Linked DNA regions of Mus musculus: region 2 is linked to region 1. The links are chromatin loops, found by intact Hi-C in ENCODE. Cell type or tissue: left cerebral cortex. All regions are shown on one strand. Links, peaks and the distances in the headings refer to the core of each region. The heading gives the core; the rest is flanking DNA.

Evidence for each region. Peaks named below come from ENCODE experiments on the same cell type or tissue, not always from the same donor. Only the 100,000 strongest peaks of a DNase experiment are listed, where the experiment ranks them.
Region 2: it touches region 1 in a loop (2.4-fold over the local background); 2 of 42 quality-filtered maps call a loop at or near these places.

What each region holds. Positions count from the first base shown.
Region 1 is chr10:9,670,136-9,680,175 of GRCm38, reverse strand. Samd5 (sterile alpha motif domain containing 5) reads left to right here and starts at 4,968. Exons shown (of 2, transcript NM_177271.3): 1 at 4,968-5,671. The coding sequence starts at 5,213. In left cerebral cortex, for the core only: CTCF peaks have their summits at 3,007 (motif pointing right) and 5,510 (motif pointing right); DNase peaks (open chromatin) are centred at 3,023, 4,421 and 4,993; H3K4me3 peaks cover 3,827 bases; H3K27ac peaks cover 1,562 bases.
Region 2 is chr10:9,586,133-9,596,172 of GRCm38, reverse strand. It overlaps a transcript of Samd5 not described here and the pseudogene Gm48758. Among named protein-coding and RNA genes, the nearest start is that of Samd5, 84 kb to the left of the region's middle. In left cerebral cortex, for the core only: no CTCF peak of the experiment used is centred there; DNase peaks (open chromatin) are centred at 4,282 and 5,368.

The sequences.
Region 1 (10,040 bases), core at 850-8,849:
AAGAAAGGCCTGTTATAATAGCAAGCCATAATCTAATGGCATCCTGCTGGTACTCCCCACTGCTCCTTGTCGCTCCCTTCTTCAAATATGTTGTCACACATTAATATAACATCTACAGCCCAGGCCTGTTAACAGAAACCCCCACCCAGCCTGCCCCCCAATTAAGGTGCCAACGCCACCCCTCACTGCCGCCACTGAAGAACAGATTGCCTGTTACATCACTCAAGCCCATTATCCCCCTTCCTCCCTGTGGCATGAGGCCCTTTTAGATGCTTTCTGCTGATGGTTTAAGCAGAGGCAAGACATATTTAGCATTTTAAGATTAATATTATATACGCTTGACTTTTACAAGGCTAGACACCCAGGGGACTGACATTTAATAGATGTTAATGGAATTTAATTTTTATACACATTAGGTATGAACATTTATCTTCTAAGTAAAATAGTATGGAACCTTATGTAACACCAGGAAGATTTCAAAACAAATTTTTTTTTTTTTCATCTGGCAACCTTGAATCTAGTTACTGAGCAGCAAAGCTGCTTTTTGGTATTTAGACTTTAAAACCTGAATATAATTATCATTAATTACACTGAGACTGTCAGTGTTAACTTTGCATGTTCCATAGTTATTATCATTGCAAAATAGTTCTGAAGTGGTATTTAAATAGAAACTTTCTCCCCAATCTATTTTACCAGTAACTTTCATTTAAAGAAGAGTTATTGCTTCAAATAAATACAAAACCATGTTAAACCAATGAATCAATCAAACCAAAGAGTCCAAATATATTAAATAACAATTATTAATTGTTATTATGTATATTATGCTAATAATATATTAATTAATAATCAGCAGTTTACTTTTTGTAATTTTTTTCTTTAATGAAAAAAAAAAACTCTAAGAAAGCATTTTCCACCAAAATAGCTTGCAAAAAGAAAAGGTATTTGTCAAGGTTCATGGTGTGAATTATCTTGGTGCTTTAAGGCTAAGACTAGGAGGAGAACTAGGAGTGTGATAGCCACTTTAAGAACAAAAGTGTGTGTGGAGTTCTGAATGTCAAGGTCCAGTTTCACACTCTCTGGGTGTGTTTGCTTTTGGAAGCTAAACTGGGTCCGACCTGGTTAGTGCTTGAGTGGGAGAACACATAGACAAAACAAAATAAAACAAAACAAAGCAAAGCAAGCAAACTTTTAAAGCCCAGCAGCTAAATTTCTGTATGGTGAGATCTCTCCAGTTCCTGTTAATGAAGAAACACTGTATGCTTGGTTTTTGCTTTGGTGTCTGGTACTGTATCTCAGTATACATCGATGAATGTATACAATTTTGACAATAGCCACATAAAAGAAGACAATGCAGTACAAAGCCCAAGAGGAAAAGATCTGGGCTCTGTCACATATGTGGGTAAGACACACATGCAAACTTCAGTTCCCTGGACCTCTAGCTTCTCTATGTAAATTTGGATTCTGTATTTGCTATAGAATGGCCTTGTAGCTCCTGAAGGCTTCCAAATCTTAAAATTACACACTGTGTGTGTGTGTGTGTGTGTGAAAATGGTGATTGGCTGTATGTACACGTGTGGAGGTCCTAAGTCAGTGTCTAGAGACTTTCCAGATCACCACCAACCTTATTTTATGAGAAAGGGTCTCTCACTGAACCTGGACTTTGCCACTTGGCTCTCAACTATCCCTGGGTTCTACCTGTCTCTGATCTCTCCCCCCCCCACCCCCCCAGAACAGGCATTACAGCCCCTTGCATCCAGCCTAAATCCTTTTAGTTAGACTAGGGATGTCTGGACTCAGGATCTGAACTCCGTGCGGCAAGTTACTCGATCCACCAAACCATGTACTCTCTACCCCTCCCCCATCGTTATTTTTGCCCTTTCATTCTGGACTATAGCCAGGAGCCTCCGTAGGAAGCAGAGATGAGTACAGACCACAGAAGCTCTGTATTTGTGACTTCAGAAATAAATGAAGTCTACTGGGAGCAGCAGTTTCACACAAAGGCTTGGACAAGCATGGGAAATGTGTGCAAGAGAGGAAAAGGAGAGGTCAAAAGAGAGATTTTATTTATGACTGATTAACAAATGATTAATTCATAAAAAGCTGTTCCCTCCCGAGAGCACAGGATCCTTTAGTTCCTAATTGGACAGTGCCCGGATCATAAATAAGGGAGAATCCCTGTTGCCTATAGCAGAGGAGGGGCTTCAACAAGACAGGCTTGTTCTTGTCTCTATCCTGATTTACCATATGACCTTGGGCAAGCCATTCATCTTCCTCCAATACAGTTTCCTTAATTGTAAAATGGAAATAAAAATACTCACTGGCTTGCTGAAGAGTAACGAGACAAAATGAATGCCCTGAAGCTCCCGAGGGAAAGAGGCTGTGTTTGAGAAAGCAAAGGACTATTAAGTAGTGTTATTGGAGTTTTCAAACAAGTTGAGAAAGAAAAGCCAGGGCAATAAACTCAAGAGCTTGAAAGTTTCCTTTTCTAACCACACAAACAGCAGAAGTAAGAGACTCTGCTTTTATAACCAGCCCAAGGTTTCCTGCTGGTTCCTTTAGCAATGGCTAGGGAGCTGGAAATCCAGTGGCTGGAAGCCTGTCCCTGAGTTTCTGTCTTCATAGTTCTCTACCCTTTCCTCTACAGTGACCAGACGAGGAGGGAATGTTTCACACATGGGTCTTCCTTTTTTTGTAACATAGCGGATAATACTTCTAAGAGCCACATATACTTAGACATAAATGCAGATGCCTGGCATATAGTACCAACTTCCGAAGAAGCATTTACAGAGAACTTCTGTTCCATTGAAGCAGACTTGTTTTGAAAGTACTGCAATACCCACCTCACCAAAACCCAACGGTTTTCATGACAAAGCATTGAGATATAAAGGTACACGCGAGGGCATTATCTGTACATTACGAAGGCAAATAGGAACCATAAAGCCCTCTTCTTCCTTCAGCCGAACAAAACAAGTTTGGGACTTGGGCAACGCCTTAAAATTCCAGCACTTGGACACAAGAGGGCACTGTGAGCTTGCTTTGGCAAGGGACGGAGGGCAAGTTACAATCCGTGCTAGGTAGGGAGGGTCCGGGGTAACCCAGAGCCTTGCTCCAGGATCAGAACCATAATCTAGTCTCTGAACACGGAAACGCGGGTGATCTAGGACTGCGGGCAGACACGGCTCCGTGACTACCCGCGTTGTAGTCTTTCTTCTTCCCAAACAGAAGGTTCTTCCTGGTAGCTATTTTTCAGTATGAGACGTTTGGATCCAGGAGCTTGGGACTCAGCATATAGGCCCCAGCTATTGTAGAAATACGGGACGCATTTTGGGTTCACCCATATCAGGTATTTTACAGACCATAAAGGAGAGAGAGAGAGAGAGAGAGAGAGAGAGAGAGAGAGAGAGAGAGAGAGAGAGAGTTAGTTTGATTCTCAGTGTCTGTCCCAAGAGGGGTTTAAGCTTCACTAATTTAGTGGAAACGTGGCACAGAGAGTCCCTTACCCACAGCCAACGGTCCTGGAGCCACGGGGAACGACTCTAAAGCCACGGATGGGCAGTGCCATCATTAGTGTTGTGCCTAGAGACAGGTAGGGCCCCAGAAGGACTCTTTCAGGAAGGGTATTGGCCAGGTCTGGCTCTAGAGTGAAGCTGAGTGTTACTTTTGTGAAAAGGAAATTGTTGCTGCCTGCAAGGTTTCTTAAGGTTCTAACTGCTTCCCCAAAGATCAGACGAAGTGAAAAGAGGCCTAGGAACTCCGGGGGGTCGCCCTTCTCCTCCCCACTCCCCCGCCTCCATTCAAAGCTGGGCCATGGGCACCAGGAGGGAATCTCGGTTAATTTTGTTACTCCCATCTAGGCAGAAGTGCTAGATGCCCTAGTGTTCTCTTTAACACAGCTGCGTGGTGGTGTATGTGGTGGTGTATCAATTAACACGCGACCCTGGGGCAGAGAAGGGGGAGTCGGCTGTGGTCCCTGTCTCGGAGGCAGAAAACCTCTCTTGTCCCTGGGCAGGGAGCCACCTGGGGCAGAAGAGCTGTAACGCGAAGTGAATAGAAAGCAAAAAGGCAGGGAGAGATTGAGGGGGTCTGACACAACGCGGTGTGCTTGTGTGGCTGGAAGGAAGGTGGGGGTGGGGAGGGATGCCGATCAGGTAGGGATGCGCTGACCGAGGAGGAGAAAGTAACAACCCACCCCAAACTTTCGCAGGTCAGATGGCCTTGGAGGGAGAGGCAATCGGGAGCAGTCGTGCCCCTCCCGACACCCACCCGGTGTGACTAGTTATAGCGAGGAGGGGCCTCGCGCCCATCAGGCTGGACAGTCCCCACGTCGCTCCCACCCTGCTGCCAAAACGCAGCTGCTTGGGGCACAGAGCGCAGCACCACAGAGCCAGACACACCGTGCCTGTGGAGCCTTAGCAACCCGCTCCTTTGAAAGGACATTCTACGTGCATCGGGAAAGGAGAAGGGACACTGGACTCAACAGCTTCTCTCAGGACCAGTGACCGGGTCCTCCCCTTGGACACCCAGGCGAGAGTACCCACTGGCTTGGGAACTGAGCGAAGAAAAAAAAATCTAGGGGTTTGGAGAAGTCGGATTCAAAAGAAATGTCGAAAGATATCCAGGGCAGCCACCGGAGTCCGGAAGCTTAATAGCCACCGGGTCACCGTGACCCCGGGAACGACAGTGACTGACAAGCGCACAGACCAGGCGCTCGCCATCATCCACCGGTCTGCCCGCCGGAGCCGCCTCCACGGCGTGGGACCCGGTTGCAGACGTCCACGGAGCCGGCCAGATAGCGACATGCAGCGAGCACTCCCCAGACTGCCCCAGCTGGGGAACCTCCTGGGCGGCGCAGCGCGACGGTGACCCGCGCGGGTGCGAGGGGTGTGCCCGGCCCCGCCTGCGCGCCCCTCCCCGCGGTGGCCGCGCATCCAGGGGCGGCGCGGAGCCCAGCCGCTCGCCCAGCCGCCAGTGCCCGCGAGCGCCGCGCCTGCTCGGGGAATCCACTTCGCCGCTAGACGCTCCTCGTTTTCTCTCGCTCCCTCCCCGGCTGCTTTCTATGGCTCTGACTCTGCGGCCGGAGCCTAACCACTAAGGGAGAAACTTTTCCTGCTGTTTCTTCTCCCCACCCCTTTCCAGGAGAGGATTAAAAGTTGCAAGAACTGGTGCCGCCCGTGTCACTTGGGTACTCGCTGGCGAGTTCCGAGTCTCAGCCATGTGCACCAACATAGTTTACGAGTGGCTGAAAGCGTTACAGCTCCCACAGTACGCTGAGTCCTTCGTGGATAATGGCTACGATGACCTGGAAGTGTGCAAGCAGATCGGAGACCCGGACCTGGACGCCATCGGGGTGCTGGCTCCCGCGCACCGCCGGCGCATCCTAGAGGCTGTGCACCGGCTGCGGGAACAGGATGCGGCCGCTGCCGGCCTCTACTTCACCCTTGAACCGCAGCCCGTGCCACCGGCACCGCTGGTAGAAGCGGTGCCCCCAGGCCGCCGGGGGGAGCCATGTGGCAGCTCAGCCCAGGGCACTCGCGGGGACCCCCGTGGCCAGCCGGGCGCTCCCTGCAGCAGGGAGCTGGTGAGCTACCCTAAGCTGAAGCTGAAGATCATGATCCGGGATAAGCTGGTCCGCGATGGCATCCACCTGAGCAAACCCCCATACTCACGCAAGGTAAGGAGGCCCCGCCAGGGCGACCTTGGGCATGGCGGGAGGGAACCAGGCCTGGAGCTTCTGCAGCGGCTCAGCAGTCAGTCTAGGTGACAATTGAGAAACCAGGGTGTTCGGGGTGTCTGGTTCTCCCGTTTTCTGCGTTATCTATCTATTCCTTCTGTGCTGGCGTCTCTAATAATAGCTGCTCACTCATATTTTGCATGTAGACAACTCTTAACAGCACCCTAGCATATGGGCTCGATTGTCAGGTTCTGAGCAATGGGTGCTTGCTTTTGGTGGCCACCGGGAAATCCTAATGCCTCTGGGAAATCCTAATGCCTCTAGTAGTGTCTGGCTTGGAAGAGTGAAAAAAAAAAAAAAGATGGGTCACATCTGCCTTATTTTCAACCTTCCTCTTTTTCTTTACTTTTTTCTTCTGAGTTTTGAGAAACTTCCAAGAGGAGTGGGTGACTATTGCCAAAGGAGTAGGGGAATTCAGGGCCTGCTGTTCTCAATTCCATGCTATGGAGAAGTGTCCCATTAACAGGAACCTATGTGTGTGTGGTGGTGGTGGGGGGGGGGGGCGTGCTAAACACAAAACTTGTGCCTATTCACAGGAGGCTCCTAAAGCTTAAGGATTCCGGGTAATGGGATGCTGAGCAAACGGGTCATCTGGGGTCTGTGGTATCACTAGTGATTCAGATGAAAGGAAGATAGATTCTTTTCAAAACTCCAAGGCACATGTGTAAGGAAGGCCAGGAAGAGGTGACATTTCAGTACCTAGAAAGCAATCCTCACACGTGAGAGCAGGCTACACGTTCTCATGGCCGCTCTGTGTGGCACGCAGACATGTGGCATGAGGTTTGAACAATTAAGTACCAGAAAGTGCATTTTTACACCAGAGTGCTGTCTCTAGCTTCAAGTGGGTTGGTTTGGCTTAGTGAAGTGAATAGGTTTGGCTTAGTTTCTGAAGCTGTCCTCCTAGAGAGTGCCAATTTGGCAGAGATGCTGACAGCACAGGTAATGTCTGGCATTGCCTGGAACTCAGGAAAATGAGCATCTCAGCCTGAAAACAAGGGGCCTGGAGAAGCCTAGTTGAAGAATATGCAGCAGGCTAGGTGTGTTAACATCTAAGCATCATGGGAGGAAATATCTGGTCTAAATGCTGTGTGGGTGGCATTAGCCCCAGGGGGCTGGACTGAAGGTCATAATGCCTAATGGTCAAGTTCAAGGGCTACTGGTGCACAAAGTAGATACAGTAAAAGGAAATAATGGTTTAATATTATCCACCTGCTGTCTTGCAGGTAGTGGGTGGTCGGGGTGGTCAACCATGATCACCTGCCTGAGAATACAAATTGCTTTTATAAGGAGGATAGATTAGAAAGAAGGTTTGCCTCAAGCACCTGTCCCAGACACCTACTCTGACAGGACCATTGATGGGTGTTGGGATCAGGAATGGAGAAGCTCAGGCACATGCTGTACGAGCCTGAAGGATGCCCAGTGTGGTTAGAAGGATTGTGGTCAGCGGAACAGAAATTTAGTCCACTACCAAAGGAGCAGGAGGCCAACTCACTGTTTGTTACTAATATACCAGAAAGTAAAGAGAGCTTGCACCGAGAGATGTGTAACCGAGCCCATGGGAGGGCTCAGTTCAAAACCTGGACACAAAGAAGGCAGATAGTAGCTATGGCTGGTTCAATCTTCAGGACTACTATAGTGCAGTGTTGGGTGCTACGAGAATGGGTGATCCTTCTGTCTCTGTCTCTTGAGTGCTGGGATCACAGGTGTGACCAGCATACCTAATGATAACACATTTTTATAAGTCAGATTTGTATAAAAAATTTCAGCTTGCATTGACACTGTTCATTTTCCATGTAAAGAATTACTTCTGTCAACTTTATTTAGTTAAGCCATGTAGCCTAAACTGTCTTCAAACTCACATCCAAAGTACTAGAATTATAGGCATGTATCACCAGGCATAGCTTTTCAGTTTGCCTTTAACTAAATATCCCATTACAGTAATGCTTAACAAAAAAACTTGCCCACTTTTACTTTCTTGTTGTTGTATTTTTCAAAAGACAGATTTCTTTATGTAGCACTGGCTGTCCTAGAACTAGCTCTATATACCAGGTTGGCCTTGAACTCACAGAGATCTGCCTGTGTCTGCCTTCCAAGTGCTGTGATTAAAAGCAAATGCTACCATGACCCAGCTGATTTTGCTTTCTATGGGTATTTAGTTTTCCTTCTTTAACTGATAGAAGAATCAATTAGGTCTAGTAATATTCTCATTACCCTTTTCACAGTGTTCCTTTTGGGGATCAAATGAATGGATCTGGAGAACTTCATTGTATGAAAGAAGAACACATATTGACATAGGAATTAAAGCATAATTAATGCATATAAAACTGAACACACAACTATGAAGTAGCAAGTCATGTTGTTTCTTTGGAATTTGCTGTTTATATGTGATGGCCTCTTAAGGTCTAGATTTTCTGTTGTGTGGGAATTTGTTTTCTGATGCAATTATTTCTCCCATGAACAGTGCTGGAACATTTTCTTTAAAATGTGATCACATTCTAGTTCCTATTTTCTTGTGTACCTTGGCTTCTGTACCTCTGTCAGGGTCATGGTCATGGTCATGGTCATGGTCAGAATGTATACTGCTCATTACATGGATTGGAAATTCAGCTTGGTAGAGCAGGCTCACTCTCCCTGGCAGTCACAAGCATGGCCAATCCTTTGGACATTGTACTGCAATGAAAATACTGTGTGGCTTAGATGTGATCGTGCCAAGGGTGGTCATGGTGGGGTTGGTGAACCTTCTGCAGAGAGAGAATTGTGAGTTGAGGAATTTTCTAAAGAATGACCTGAAAGGACTGTAGGACTTGCATTAGGAAAACACCCCAGGTTTCCCGATCAGTGAGCTAAACTCTAAATAAAAAGAAAGCTTTTCTTGTTTTTCCTTCATATTGGAAAACCAAGAACTTGGGATACCAGGCTTCAAGTCAGAAGACACGGATGCATTCCCTGGTGCCTCTTTTTAGGGCTTTTCATTGCTGTGATCTTTACCTCTTAGATAGGCTATGCTTATATGCACAAATGTACAAGTATAAGTGAATATAGTTTTCATGTGCATTCTTATGCATAAAACTTTTTGTGATAAAAAAAGCTTCTCTACCCCAGACCTTCCTTAGGTTCCAGCTTACTGTGATTGGCAGGATGCAGGCATCCTGTCCTCTGAGATTGTAGGGTCTAGCAGGGAAGACATATGATGCAGTCCACAATAATAACTGTAGCATTGTTTTGATGGGAAGAGCAGGGTCATGAACTATTTTACACGGGCTGGGAACATGGAGCATGTTAGCTGAGACAGAGGAGGAAGCAGAATTCTGGAAAGCACTAGAGGCCATGATGTTTCAAGGCAGAGAAACTGGAGATTGTAGCCAGGTAGGATACTAATGGGGTAGATTTATAGAGTTCTTTAAAGTTTTTAATTCATTATTGTCACTCTGTATGTGATGTGTGTGCATGAGAGTGATGCGCGTGCCACAGCACATGTGTGGAGATCAAAAGACAGTTTGTGGAGTTGTTTCTCCTCCTCAGCTTTTATTTGGGTTTGAACTTAGGTCACCAGGTTTGTTCAATGAGCTCCCACACCTGCTGAGCCATCTTCTGGACAGACTTCTACTATAGCTCTTCCCTAAAAATGTCTTCTTGCTTCTCTATCAGTAGAAGAAGGTCTTTGAATTAGTGTAGCCTTATTTAATAATGTTGTAGGGTAACGTACGTGTAATCATCATTTACACGTTAGCTTAAATTAACAAGGCTCTTTGGTAATACGGCTGTGAGGTATTCTCAGAGGAGGTAGCCTAAGATGAAGGGATTTGGAAAGACAAAGTTGCCACGAAGGCTTCTATGTGTAGAGTATTAGAAAGGAAGAGATCCTGGCAAAGACATGCTGTGTCCTTTGGAATTTTGCCTGGGGTCTTGGCAGAAGCTGACATGACAATAAATATTGTTTCTCCCAAGAATTCCTTCTGCCTGTGTGACATTACCAGGACAGATTGGAAGCAGGCAAACTTTAGTTTTTCCAGTTCAACTAATATCCTCAGATATCCTCCATCTAAATCCGTCTAGGCTTTTGCTTTTGCTTTTAGTCCAATTGGAACACTGTGGAAAGGAGAGATGGGAAGAAAACAAGAGCTGCTGTTTTCTTCATGCTCTTGACAGTTCTGTAGAGTTCTCGTGTAAGTGGACCCTCTGCTGTCTACCCACCTGTGCATTTGTTATATCCATCCATCCATCCATCATCCATCCATCCATCCATCCATCCATCCATCCATCATCCATCCATCCATCCATCCATCCATCATCCATCCATCCATCCATC
Region 2 (10,040 bases), core at 1,267-9,266, 84 kb after region 1:
GATCACGAGTTAATCCCTTTCATTATGTCAGCTCTGGAGTAAAAAGAGATTATTTATTAAGAGAGCCCTGTTGTGTGTGGATACTTCATTCCTCCTTAGAATAGGGAACAAAATACCTATGAAAGCAGTTACAGAGACAAAGTTTGGAGCTAAGACGAAAGGATGGACTATCCAGAGACTACCCCACCCGGGGATCCATCCCATAATCAGCCACCAAACCCAGACACTATTGCATATGCCAGCAAGATTTTGCTGAAAGGACCCTGTTATAGCTGTCTCGCATGAGGCTATGCAAGTGCCTGGCGAATACAGAAGTGGATGCTCACAATCATCTATAAGATGGAACACAGGGCCACCAATGGAGAAGGTAGAGAAAGTACCCAAGGAGCTGAAGGAGTCTGCAACCCTATAGGTAGAACAACAATATGAACTAACCAGTACCCCCAGAGCTCATATCTCTAGCTGCATATGTAGCAGAAGATGGCCTAGTCGGCCATCATTGGGAAGAGAGGCCCTTTGGTATTGCAAACTTTATATGCCCCAGTACAGGGAAATGCCAGGGCCAAGAAGTGGGAGTGGGTGGGTAGGGGAGCAGGGCGGTTGGAGGGTATAGGGAACTTTCAGGATAGCATTTGAAATGTAAATAAAGAAAATATCTAATTAAGAGAGCGAGAGAGAGAGAGAGAGCGAGCACCCTGTTGTGAGTTTGCTGTGAGCAAAAATCTGTTTGTAATTATTTCAGGCAATCCTTCCCATTCAAATGTGTGACATACTCTGTCATGAATTGATAATGTTTGGTAAGATCTTAATAGCTTCCCAGACATACCACCTCACTATGTCAGAATGTGTATTTATAAAACTAAACATTGTAGCTGTAAAGCAAAGAGTCAGCCTGTGATAAAATGTGTTGTTTACTGTAGCAAAGCAAGGACATTATAGCAACAGTTTCATTGATACACATGTCACAACTTCTTTGTGAGTCAGATTGTTTTCCATGACGAAATTTTTAGGAGCAACAGGTATGGTGGTGCATGCTTGTAATCCTAGCATTTGGGAGGCAGAGGCAGGAGGATTAGCAGCAGTTGAAGGCCATCCTGGTCCACACGGGGAATTCCAGAGCTATGGGGGGGGGGGGAGGTGTTCTGTCTTAGAACGTATCAAGGAGCAGCCTGCCTTCTTTTCTGGCTCAAGCTCCAAACCTACAGGAGCTGTGGGTCACCTCGACAGTCCTTCTGTGACTCTCCCTGGGAATTCCCCAAGGGGACACCACCTAGTACCTTTTAGGGTGACTTTCTCCTCTGGATATGACTAAGTTGCCCTGTTCTTTGGTCACTCGGATGCTACTGAGGTGGGGCCTCTTTCCTGTGGGCCACTGGTCCTGCTGCCTCCTAAGCACCATATCATAGCTGGATTGTACCATATGTCTTTTCCTTCCCCCAGATGCAGTCTTACCATACCACTGATGTGGTAGCGTCCTGCAAGTAACCAGAATTTCTTTTCTAAAGTAAGAGAGAATAGTTTTCTTCACAACACTCGTGTGTGTGTGTGTGTGTGTGTGTGTGTGTGTGTGAGAGAGAGAGAGAGAGAGAGAGAGAAAGAGAGAGAGAGAGAGAGAGAGAGAGAATATGTGAGGAATAGAGTGGGGGAGATATAGTATAGCAACAAACCAAAGCGACTTTGGAAAAGCTGTGATTGACATGTCCATCTATCCAGTGTTAAATACTTTACAAGGATGAGGAGACTGACTTTGACGGACAGGTATGTGGTACTGCATTTGAGAGACTTAACCACAACCCACTCATTTTCTCCTACCCCTGGAGCCCATTCTCGGATCCCTTGAAGAGTTATCAATGCCCTCTTCTGCACATTTGACTGGAGCACCTGTTCCTTCTCGGGCTACTGGACCTACTGTGTTTCTCAAAACTATTTTCACTTATATACCAAAGATGTGTCCCAGCTCTGTCACCCAGGGGGAAAGGACCAGAAGAGAAAAGATGTTCAAGGAGAGGGATTCCGAACGAGTTGGCTCCCAGAATGAATGTGCACAAATAAGGAGAATGCCTAAGAGTGATCTATGAGTTCCAAGGGAGTTCAAGGGAGGGAAGAGTGCTGTCAATCAAGAACACAGTAAAGGAGATGAGGTCAGCAGAGGTGATCTAGTCACGGGACAGAACCACAGATAGCCAAGTGGAAGGGACATGGGCAAATTCCAAGGAAATTTTTGTCAAAGCACTCTGTGTCTCTTTGATTGGACACGGCCGGGACATTGGTGGTTTTGATAATGTTGCGGAAAAGGATGCCCAGTTGCTATGGGTTGAGAAGTAAATAAGGGAATTATAGGATCTTTAAAGGCAGCCTGATTCTGAAGGGAAGGTGTTGAAAGTAACGATACAAAGTTCGTATTTTCTGATGAAGAGCGTCGGATATCTTGTAAGTTCCAGATAGTTTTGCTTAGCGTGGGAGTTAAAAGCATGCCGTGCAATGGGTTTCTGAAATTATATAAACTGTTAATTGATTATCTTGGCTTTGATTCCTAAAGAAGACACATGTTTAATCTAATGTAAATACATAGCTCATCCGAGGTGGAGGGAAAAATTCATTTTTATCGGCTTTTCTAGATTGAACCTGTTATTTTAATGCGAGAAATACACAAGGAAGGGGGAAGTACAAATCTAAACACTTGGCTCTTTGAGGCCTTAATGCTCAACTCAGAGATTTTTCTCCTGAGGTGGGCCTAGCAATAAGAAGTGTCTATTGTGGGCTTACACTCAGTGGTCACTACAGTATTGAAGTAACGACTTTCAGGCAAAGCTGAGGACTCCATTGTCCACACCAAACTGGGCTTCAGTGTTTCTTTCATGTCCCTCAAGACACCCTCACCTGCCCTAGGGCGAGGGCTTCTTTCCTTCTCTTGCAAGCCTCGTTTCCTCTCTCCTAAAGCATATGCTTGGATATTTACCAAGACCTTCTTTCTTAATAAACTCAAAGTGTAGACCATTAAATAAAAGCTTCCCTGAGCCAGCCAGGCCCCAGCACTGCTCCTTCTCTGAGTGACGTTCAGACCAGGAGTTCTGTGTCCTGTTCAGGGCTTCCACGCTATGCTCTCTACTACCTAGTTTTTCTGGAACCTACTGTTAGCAAGGTAGGAAACCCGTAATCAGCAGAGAGCAAAGGTCAAGTCAGCAGGCATGTAGATATTCTTTGAAGTTGTGCCTTTTGTTCTGGGTTGTGGAGAGGATCCTGTGGGTGGGACAGATGCTGAAGTTGCTTTCTTCTGAGTGTGAATATGCTCTTGCATGATGGCCTCTAATGGCTCCCTTAGCATTCACCTTCATCCTTCTTTGGACACCTATTTCTGCTTTCACCTTTGCTCAGTTCTAGAGAGTTCACTGAGAGGCAGCAGGTTTGGATATGAACACTAGCCAGGCATCCACGTTTTGGGATGCTGTACCTGCTCTGCTGGTGTAGTGTTTGACCATAACAGCTGTCTAAAGTGTGAGATGCCAGACTTTTGTATAATCATCATCATTATTATAACAACAACTACTATTGTTATTTTATATTTTGAGTTTCAGACAAGTTCTCTGTTATTACTATATAAAGACAGGTCAAAAAAACAGAACTGAGAAATACCGAGTACCCCATTTCAATTCTCCTTGTCATGGTGGTTCCTCTCTGGATCAGATTGCTCTTTGCCCTCAGCTTGCCTTTCTTTCTTTTTAATTTCAAGAAGAGGTAGAGAAACATTATCTATTCTCAGAGTGTGCCATTTTCTTCCCACCTTCCCTCTTCTCATTTAGAATCTCGTGTTTTGACATAATTTATCATGGGTTGTCACCCTTGATGATTAAAAAAGGCACTAATGAGATGAAGCTTGTCAGGGCTTGATCGCAGGTCTCTATGTTCTGTCGGGTAGTGATAGGACATCTTTGAGAGACGTGGAGGAATCAAGACTTGTGAAAACAAAGCACAGCTTCTTGTGGATGAGGGCAGAGGTGAGGCGAGCCCACCCAGAAGGAGAATTCTGTAGGGAAATCAGACAGCACCGAAGGAGTTCTACCCTGGACTGTGTGTTTGAATGGTGCCCTGGGCAGACAGGTTGTATGTTCCAGGTTAGAATGAGAGGCTATCAGGTTAGAATGTTCCAGGTAAGAATGAGACATTAGCAGTACTGGTGTGTCATCAACAACCGAGCGTGAGCTTTTCTTGTGAGTGAGACTAAGACTGTTTTGAATGGCACACCATGAGAGTGTGCTGACGCCTTTTATAGACTTCCATGGGTTTCATGTGGGATGCACAACCTGACTCCAGGCAGATGAGACTGTTTATCTACTCTTCCAAAGGAGCTTTTTCCTTGGGATCTGTCTCTTATTCTAGACCAGTGTGTACAGCAGGCATGCTGGCAGCATGCTCACTAGAAAATGAGAATCCAAGACTAAATAAATCACAGCACCCTTCCCAGGCCTGCCATATAAACTTGCAGGTTATAAATTTCCATTATTGTGTGTATTCTAAACACCATAAATCATATTTTTTTTTGGTTGGTGACTGGCAAGTATTTCATTCTGATTTTAGATCATCATGTTTCTTTATGGTCAGCACAATGTTTTAATTTTATTTATTTGTTTATTGGCTTTGGGACAAGATCTTATACAGCTTAGACCAGAACTCACTGTGTAGACCAAGCTGCCCTTGACCTCATACAGAGCTGCCATCGTCTGTCTCTTAATTGTTAGGACTAAAAGCATACAACACCTGGCTGAACAACTCTAACTCATGTTAAACGTACTCATTTTAGTGCAAGATTAGTAGTTCACCAACTTGTGACTCATGTATATTCTTCATCATATAGGCATCTATTTAGTGTTGCTGTAGAGCAAAGAACTTTTAGTAAGTCTTGAAGGTTTCCTCTTCAAACTTCCACAAATAGCCATATGCTCATATTATTTGAAGACAACCATATTCTAGATTATAATCCTCAACTGTTACCAAAGGCATGAAATTCGAAGACAATTAGCAAGTAGTGGCATTATTTCTCTCTAAGATTACTCTTTTTCTTGTCTCAAGTAGGATAAAAGGGTTAATCATGACTTGCTGTTGGCCAATGAATACACTTAACGAAGCTTACTTCAGCGTGAATGTGATTATGTGTTCCAGGGCTATCCTGAGGAAGCAGCTGCCAGAAGAAATGTCTGCTTGAGAGCATTCATATTTTATGAAACCTGTGTTGGTCCATTGCCTCATTCACTTGAATTAGCACTCAATTATCCTCAAGGAAGGGTTGTAGAGTGAGCAGAATGGAGTGGGTGCGCCATCTCCACAGGCCCAGAGCAGCTGTCCACGTCACCCATCATTACAGCAGCCCACTTCCCTCCCTTCACTTTTGCTTTCTTATTTTGTCAAAGACAGTATATTCTGCATTTTACAAATGTCTCAGTACAGATTGAGAACTGTGTAACAGCTTGAAAACTGGTAAAATCTCTCACCTTAAATATCATCCACTCCCATCTGAGATTGGGCAGGCTAAAGATTGCAGAATCTTTTTAAAATCCTCTCTTTTCCCCATGAGACTACATCATTTTTGATGAAATAGTTTCAATTCTCTGAGTAGAATATCTAGACTGGAAAAGTTCATGGTTGTAGATAGAGCTGTTAATTCTTTTCTTTAAAATTCCTTTGGGGGGTAGGCTGAGGAGATGGCTCAGTAGGTAAAGTGGTCACCACATAACCATAAGGACCTGAATTTGGGTACCCAGCACCTATGAGAAAGCCTGTGATAGCAGTGACCATCTCTATTTCCAGTAGTGTGACATCTCTATTTCCAGGTGGATTCCTGGAGGATGTTGGCTAGCAGTCTAGATGAAACATGAAGGTTCAAGTTTAGGGAGAGACCTTGTCTCAAAATTAAGATATGGTGGTTAAAGAGAGGACCCATTGGGTTAAGAACACTTGCTACTCTTGCAGAGGACCCAGGTTCAATACCCATCACCCACACGGTAGATCACAGCCATCTGTTAACTATAGTTCCAGGAGAACTGATACCCACTTCTGGTATCCTCAGGCACCAGGTACATATGTAATACATCTGCACTCATGCAGATACTCACACATACACATAGAATATAAATAAAAAATCTTATGGAAAAAATAAAATATAGAGCGAAAGAGGAAAATCACTGGCTCTTTACATTCACAAGCACAAGTGAATACACAAACACATATTCACACATGGGCACACATGGGTGTGTAAGCACACACACAGACACCACAAAGTCACAATAACGTTTTAAAAATTATCTCTACTATATTCTATCACATTGTGGAAAAGTCTGAAGCTCTGCTTTAGAAGCAAATACAGCTACAAAAATCTCCTTATTCAAGAGTAGGGGTTAGATAGCTAAAAGTGGAAACAGAAGAGAGAAATATTTAGGGCTAAAATACAATATGTTAGTTAGGAAGTGGGGGCACAGTGGAAGAATAGAACTAGTGAAGCAGTGAGGCGTTTGAAGCAGAGTAGCTTTAAAAATGAGGATGGGAGGAGTGAGGACAAACATTATACTCCACAGTGCACCTTGACTTTCAAAGCTCAGGGAAGGTAGAGACAAGACCAAGGAGATGAGCGCTCCTTTAAGAAGGAAACCAACCGTAGCTTTGTCTCTCTGTGGAATGACATCATAGGGAAACACTGAGGTTAGCTCTGGCTTATTGCATCAGAGTTGAAGTTGGCTTCTGAGGGTTGATTAAGTAAGGTCTGCTGTTGGTAATTCATTTAGTATTTCAGGGCCTCAGATGCATTGTTTGGGGGAGTGTGACATTTTTAGCATGATAATTTTTGTGAACTTGGAGGTGTCCATAGATGTTAATCTTGGTATCTATTGACAAATGGATCTTTTTTCATTGGATTTCTCATTTTGATCTGGTGTAGTTTTAGAGGCATCCATTCTCCCTAGAGGACCCTTAGTGTAAGCTGTAGGGTTAGTGTTTAAATTTGCCCTCGTTAGAGCCCTGGCAGTAACACATTGAATTGAAACTGGAGGGGGGCGGGCTTAAACAGGTGGCATGCTGTGTCCCACTGACCACATCTCCTAGTGCCAGGGCCTGGCCTCTTCACACTGGTTGTCTGGGAACCCAGTCAAAGAATGTCATTCACCCAATGTCACATGATTAGTTACAGATGAATTCGGGTCTTGAACCTGAGTGCCCTGAGTAACACCTTTCCACTGAGAGTCACTGTGAGTTCTGCTAGATGGATATTTAGTACACTCATGAGTGAAGCACTTGTTGGTTACACGTTTCCTTCATTTGTAGGCAGAAGGTTGGTGAAGGAACTGACATCTTGGCAGGGTACATGTGCACATTTCTAAGTTTGGCAGTTACTAGTGTCTAGGAATTGTTGTGGAATGCATTCACTTATGAGGATGCAGAAGCAGTTTTAAGGGTGTGTATGTGTGTGTGTATATGTGTATGTGTGTGGGGGCAGCTTTGTATGCACTTGTGCATGTACATGTAGAGGCCAGAGGTCAGCAGTGGGCATCCTCTTCTATTTTTGCTCCCTTTCCTTTTGAGACATTTTCTCACCAAACCTGAATTCCGGTCCTCATGCTTGCAAGCATGAGCTTTGCTTACTTAGTCAGCGCCCCAGCTTAGAGTTGTGTGTCCAAATCGGCCATAGTAGTTGGTTTAAAATACTTTATTTTAAACCTTAGTTTTTAATCTAAAATACAGACTTAGTATTCTTAGAAAATATTGTTTTATTACTAATCCAAACACTAACAACTGGAGAAACTCTAAACTCCCAAAGTGAGTTGTGACAAACTGATTTTTTATATAAATGTAGTAGTTACTGTCCCCCCTCCCACCCCTACCCCCACTAATAGGAATGACTCCCATTGGCTCATATATTTGAATGCTTAGTTTTCAGGGAGTGGATCTACTTGAGATGGTTTAGGAGGTGTGGTCTTGGAGTTGGTGTGACTTTGTTGGAAGAAGTATGTCTGTCGGGATGTCTGTCTTCAGGTCGAACGTTTGTGATGTTGACCAGCCAGGAGTAAATTAAAAATGGGTGATACTGAAAAAGACAAGAATGTTTTTGTTCAGAAGTGTGCCCAGTGCTACACTGTGGGAAAGGGAGGCAAGTATAAGAATGTACTAAACCCAGCCGGAGGCATGCACCTTTAATCCCAGCACTTGGGAGGCAGAGGCAGGCAGATTTCTGAGTTCCAGGCCAGCCTGGTCTACAAAGTGAGTGCCAGGACAGCCAGGGCTACACAGAGAAACCCTGTCTCGAAACAAACAAACAAACAAACAAACAAAACCAACCAACCAAACAAACAAAAAGAATGTACTAAACCTCCATGGTCTGTCTGGGTGGAAGGCAGGTCAGGCAGCTGGATTCTCTTACACAGATGCCAACAAGAATGAAGGCATCACCTGTGGACAGGATGCCCTGATGGAAGATTTGGAGAATCTCAAAGTTATAGCCCTGGAACCAAAATGATCTTTGCTGGAACTAAGAAGAAGGGGAAAATGGCAGGCCTAATAGCTTATCTTAAAATGGCTACTAATGAGTAATTCCAATGATATATTTATTTTAAAACAAATGTCTCACAACTTTTAATGTACACCACAATTTAATTCAGGTACCAAATTCAGATCATGAATGGCTAACTGTTTTTGTTGGACAGTCCTGATTTAAGTAAAACTGACTTTTGATAAAGTGGATACGATCTTTCTAAAGTAACAATTCTGGTTGTATCCCTGCTAACACTGCTAACACTTTCTCAAGATAAGACTGGACTTAATTAGTAATGCTTTACTTTCCATAAAAATGGGGGTGTCGCCTCAAACCGATTAAATGGCTTTACACTGAGATTTATACAACTGGGTATATGAAAATGTTTAAACACTGAGCAATTCTATCACTGTCGCAGAAACAAGACTCACTGTGTTTCAGTTTGTGTTCCCTGGCCCATTACAGGCAATGACTAAACATCAGGAAACAACGGTGTCTTCTTGACAATGCCGTTTTAATTAGAATTCCCTATGTTAAGGATGCTGCCCTTAGCCACTGAAAGACACTTACTGTGATTTATGTATGCTATGAAACAAAGAGTATTTAACACTTAAATTATTTTTCTAAAAGCACAAGCCAGAGCCAGTATCACCTTTCCTGTTGCCTGAGGAACCAGATGTAGAATTCTCAGTTACTTCTTTCTGAGTTCCACCATGATCCCCGCCATGGTGATAATGAACTAAATCTCCTCTGAAACTATAAGCAAGCCCCAGTTAAATGCTTTCTTTTATAGGAATAGCTGTGGTCATGGTGTCTCTTCACAGCAGTAGAAACTTGACTGAGACATTCTTCTTTTAAATAATGCTTACACATCAGGACTTATGGCTTGAGTCAGTGTTTAGATCAGTGAAAACTCATTTTTAGTGCTGCTTTTTATTTCTCCTAGTTAGAGTTCCAGCGATTCCTAAGAATATGACTAAAAAGGAGAGCAAATGTGTTCTGCTATTGTTATGGGACCCAAAGGGAACTGTGTCCGTTCCTCCACCCACTGCGCAAGCCCCAGCCAGGAGATAGTTTCCCTGCTAGCTTAAATGCTATGCATTCACAAAATCACTTTCAGGAGGCTGTTGATTTTAGTTGGCAGTTCTGGAGTGTTCTCAACGCCGAGGCCTGTGCCAGCAGCATTAGATGGAGATCCAATTTCAACTCTGGATTTCATGTGGGGAAGCTAGCTTTGACTCATCTTTTCCTTGAAATGCTAAAGATCTTTTTCTCAGCTTGCTTGGAAGGATTCTTCTGACTCACTTAATGCATGGACTTAATGAAGCTCCAGCTTTATGGACTTGTCAAGGGTGGATTGGCAAAGTCACCAAATGCATGCACCCCTTATGAACGCTGTAGAGACAGTGCCCCAAGGAGGTCTCCTGGAACACCTGCTGATGTTGGTGAAACTTCTGGGTATGCCTTGTTGGGCAACTGGAATATGGAGAGCAGCATAGCTTCCCCTCTTAATGAAATTTAAAATGAG